Linked DNA regions of Mus musculus: region 2 is linked to region 1. Evidence: chromatin loops called from intact Hi-C (ENCODE). Cell type or tissue: left cerebral cortex. All regions are shown on one strand.

Region 1 (2,500 bases):
GGCTACAGGGAGAGCTCCCACTTGTGGTCTGGCTGAAATCCCTGGCCTGGCCCCCAGCTGCCAGCCAGCACCAGTTGTCTGACAATTGAATAAGAGGACTTGGGGCTCAGCTTTTGGGTCCCTGATCATTGTATTTGTATTTCAGCCATGTTTGGATTTCTGACCTGGAGAAGTAGAGTATGGTATAAAATGAAGATTCTTACTGCAATCCACCATCAGACAGGTTGTTTATTATACAACAATAATGGGTATTCACGATCCTTGAGATAAGAGTCTACCTTACATTTGTTATTTTAACTTCTACTACTCTTCCATTCCACACTTTCTTCAACTGTTTATGGAGAAAATAAAAAGCCACGTTTAAACGTTTTCTCCTTTAAATTTGAAAAATAACATTCTTTGTATCAAAAGATAGTGTTACACCTCTTTGGGACTATAGCCACACCCAGATTTTAAGGGTATACTACACAATAGCAGTTCAGTCATCTTCTGTTTTACACAGTCTTTATTCACTATAGAGTCCCTAGGCATCTTGCCCTCCCCAGCCCCCATATCTCACAGTCTGCAGGTCAGTGCTATCTTCTACAGCACCCCCTGATCCTGTTCTGCATGGTTCACCATGGTCTACTCATTCTAGGTATTTCCTGCTCAGCATTTCATGGACCTCCAAGGAGCTGAGATGCCCCACGCATTGTTTCAGGGCAGAAAAGACCAGCATGTTCCCACTTCATGTTCACACTGACAGACTTCAAGAGACTCAAAAGACATCTGTTAGTGCACTAAGGCCTTCAGTGCCTACACTGAAGGGTCTAGAACTTACACTTCAAGCAGACTTTTGGGGGCTGGTTTAAGTAGGTTTTGCTGGTGATGTTCAGGATTCTGATCTCATTGATGTAATATATTGGTGGTAGTAGGCCAACATTATTGAAAGGCTGACTGTAACAACAGCAGGACCCATTTTAAAGATACTTTGAGCATAGCTTTGATCTTGAGATGCAGGCTGATGGGGCCTTGGTCTAGGCGGCTCAGAAAAGCACACAGTGAGAATCAAGCCAGAAAGGAGAAACTGCCTCTGTCATACTTCTAGAGTGCTATGGTGTCTGCAATCTTAAAAAACAAAAAACAAGGCAGTTGTCCATTTATTGGGGGAAATTTTTGCCTCAGAAAATCCTGATTTATGAAGAATTACTAAAGAATTCACCAACATAAAACAAACTTTTGGCCAGCAGATGGCAGTAAAGGACCTTGGAAGTGAGTCCAGCAGTGCGTTCTGAAATGCTGGCAGGTAGCTCTTAACAGCTATTGTATAAGTGATTTATGTATTTGGATTCTGCTCAATGTTATATATGCATTACTGAATAAAACATTCACAGTGTATTTTCTAGCAGCAGCTGAGCTCCAATTCCAAGGTTCTGAGGCCTAATTCCCAAGGCTCAAAGGAGCCCCTGACATCAAATTGCTTTTCTTCCCTGAAGAGCTGCTCCACACCCCAGAAAAAGAAATGCTTAGAGCAGGGAGAGAGATTTGATGTGACCGCATCCTCAGAGCAGCTTACCCACTGAGGGAGGACGTGCGAGGAAAGCAAATGCCTGTCAGGCATTTCCTTGAGGCATAGCCGGTTGTTTCCTTCTCAGCACACGTCACACCCTAGCCTTGGGAGAGGAAATGCCTGACTCAGTTTCCACAAGGAAAAGTGGTTATGTTTTGGAGACTCATGCCAAATAAACTACTTCATGATTTTCTCCATCTTTTCCAGAGAACCCCAGCTACCCACAGCCACAGGAGCTGGGAAATCGAATTGTTCCAAACAACAGAGTTAGAGCTATGTAAATGCAGGAGCAGGGATCTGCCTGGGCGCTGGTGTGTACCAGTCAGCCTGGTGCCTGGCATGATGTGATTGTGTGGTGGTCACAGTGCTAGTGCAGGCCACAAGGCCAATGCCGTGCCTCAGCTCCAGGGAAAGGCTCCCAGAGAAGGAAAATGTCTTATTTAGAACAACGAGAGGCAGAAAGTCAGGCTCTCTTTTCTGGCAGGGAGACAGCATCTATAATCAGGGCAGACCAGGTACATCCCTGTGGGAAACACCAACCTGCTATTTCAAACATGTGGCTAACTGATAGTTAAGCGCTTTTCATTTACATGACATTTCATTACACACACATACACACACACACACACAGAGGAAAGACAATGCAGTTATCGCTATCAGTGTTAAGAGCTCACATCTGACCATTTTCTGTAGGCCAGGTGAACGCCAACCATTCTTACTGCATCACTGCAGGTGGGTTGTACAGCTGTTCTACACAGTCGACCCCGTTAGCCTCATTTTGTAGAAGAGGAAGCTGAGGACTATGAAATGCCTTGATATTCCATGGCATATACCATGGATATACCAAGGAGTCAGAACTGAAACGGTGAGAACTAAGACCCAGAGTCTTCCTAATTCCTGCCAGTGCTCTTCATCACTGTGACAGGGAGGGTGATAGCCGTGGTATTTCTC
Region 2 (2,500 bases), 250 kb after region 1:
TTCTGGTCACATACGTAGATTCAGCTCATGTTAGTCCCATTTGGAATGAATACATTTACCGTTTATTCCTTGGACTTAAGGACATGATTTTTTTTGTTGTCTAAGCCATCAACTAAGCCTCACATCCTGATTAACCTTGCTTCATTTCCAGCTGTTCACACTGCTGTACAACTATAAAGGTTTGTTTTTCAGGGGATGGTTTCCTGATGGTGCTGTGCTGTGCATGATATCTGCATTCTCCCTTCTTGCAGGTCCTTGTCAGTGCTCCAGTCTGCGGGACTCTGGCTTGACTGCTGCAGAGCCTCAGGAGACCACTATCCCCTTGGCATGTGGTGTTCCCCTGCATAGCATTTTTGTTAGGCCTTCTTTCTGCTAGGTTGGCAGATGGCAGTCAGAAGACCCTATGTGTCACCACCATTCTGCCTCCCTCTCTTCTGTATGAGCATCAACACTGAAATGACAACTAGTGTCTCTGGTTCCAGCCTCCTTTTTATGATACTGTAGTGCTACAGTGCAAGGGTCTTGTTAGTTCTTTTCTTGACCCTTCCCCACAGTGTCCACAGTGCACAGTGCAGACATAGGCTTTGCAGTTTGTTTATAAACAGTATCACCACTGCCAAGAGGTTCCCTTCCTTGTCATCCCTGTCGTCATTCAGAGCTGTTTCAGGGACCGCTTGCTTGTTCCTTGTTCCTTATCCTGCAGATGGTTACCAAGCAGCTTTTTGATTTTTAAATCTTTGCAGAAGATTCCAAAAAGCTGCTCCAAAGATGACACAAACCTCTATTTATTGCCTTTCAAAATATATACACTTCTAGTGCCAAGGGAGAATTTTTGAAGCTTGGGTATGTGTTAGTCTCCAGGGAGCCAGCAGGGAAGGCCAGACTGTGAGAGTGTTAGTCGAGGAATGTCTGATGTGTCTTACTGAACAATTTCAAGCAGAGTAATAGAGGTAACCTCTGAAATCCTGAACAGCAGCATTGTCAAACAGAGTGCGCAGCTTTCATTTCATTGACCCCAAATCAGGTGGGTTCACCCATCTTCCCTGTTTACTTTTACTGCCTTCATGTTGCATGTAGTGCTGCCTCTAAGCATTTTTAGAATAAAAACCTTTGGAGCTCTATAAGCTCCTTCTTTCTAATTTCATTGCTCTTAATTATAGGACACTGAAAGTACCAGAGAAGTAATATGAATTGAAGAAGGAGCACTGTGTAGAATCAGGAGTTGTGGAAACAGTTACGCCCACTAACACTGTCCACAACTGCAGGGATCTCAGAGGACACTTTACAGCACCACAGTCCAGTTTCTCAGTTACAAAAGGAATAATTAGAGGTGATAATTAGGATTGCTACCTGCTCAGATAACAGTCACCTCCATGTAATTCTCCAAAGGAGTATTGTTTATGTACCTACTGTGTACTCTCCCAGGTTTTTGAGATACATTAGAGTGCAAACAATTGAACTTTCTTTTCCATCTCTCGTGCATTCTTAGAGCATTTGGAGGGTTTTTAGTAGTACTTAAGTACTCATGAATGAAGGGTATGGCTAGAGAAGCCGTTGAATGAAGAACCTGACAGGTAGCACTGACAGGTGTCTGGAGGGTGTGCTCCCTCCTGGGCAGTTTTGTTAGTGCCTGATGGGTCAGTGGGAGAGCAGGGATTCTCCATTCCTCTTTTTCCTGGATGTGCTTCCAGCACACAGCAAAGAGAGGGATTTGAGGGGCAGTTTCTCTGCTTGGCTTAGTAAAAGTCTTGCTTACTTTTGAACAGCTTTCAGGTGTAATATCAAGAATGCTCATGGAGATCCCTGACTTCCAGATAAAGTTCAAGCATCTAGTTTTCCATAAAGGCTCTGGGTCCCCCTCCTGACTCTCATCTGCACATGCTCACAAGTGTGGGTAGCCTAGTGTCTCAGTTTCTTCCAACAGACAAGGAACATGCTCTCCATTTCCAAGTTATTGTGTGTGTGTTCTCACTCCAGAGACTGTATTGCCATCTCTGCCTTCCAATGGCCCCATGGTTAGGGGCATGGGTATTGGGTGGCAATGCCACCATAGCCACTAGATGCTTGACCCCTGGGATCAGCCCCTGGTGCTGTCTACAGATGACTGACTTTTCATTGACAAATGGTGGCTGTTTAACACGTCCTCCTCCTAACTTGTTAAAATTGTTGAATGGATTGTTCCCACAATCCTCTGTGATAGCAACTGTACTTTACCTTCTGATGTGATTAAAAAATTTTTAAACTCCCTTTTTAAGAGCTCCTTGACAATAGGTATTTATTTTTTAATATCCTTAAGCACCTAGTACCTGGATGAATAGTTAACATTCTGAAATAAAACAAGTTGGAATTTTTGAAGTGTTGAAGGGTGGGAGTAAGTATATGGTTTTCATCTTGTGGTGCTTTTGGGAGTTGGGGGGGGATTATAAAGAACATACAGATAAGGTGATGTATCTATCAGCCAAGACTAAACATTGGGAAGTATAGCTACATGATTAGAAAA

The links. Peaks named below come from ENCODE experiments on the same cell type or tissue, not always from the same donor. Only the 100,000 strongest peaks of a DNase experiment are listed, where the experiment ranks them.
Region 2: a loop joins it to region 1, with 2.7 times the contacts of the local background. A loop is called at or near these places in 18 of 42 quality-filtered maps.

Annotation. Positions count from the first base shown.
Region 1 is chr13:36,018,195-36,020,694 of GRCm38, forward strand. The region is part of intron 2 of Lyrm4 (LYR motif containing 4); the gene reads right to left. Among named protein-coding and RNA genes, the nearest start is that of Ppp1r3g, 52 kb to the left of the region's middle. In left cerebral cortex, a CTCF peak has its summit at 1,225 (motif pointing right); DNase peaks (open chromatin) are centred at 1,276 and 2,455; H3K27ac peaks cover 1,000 bases.
Region 2 is chr13:36,264,811-36,267,310 of GRCm38, forward strand. The region is part of intron 4 of Fars2 (phenylalanine-tRNA synthetase 2 (mitochondrial)); the gene reads left to right. Among named protein-coding and RNA genes, the nearest start is that of Gm40912, 58 kb to the left of the region's middle. In left cerebral cortex, a CTCF peak has its summit at 947; a DNase peak (open chromatin) is centred at 844; H3K27ac peaks cover 615 bases.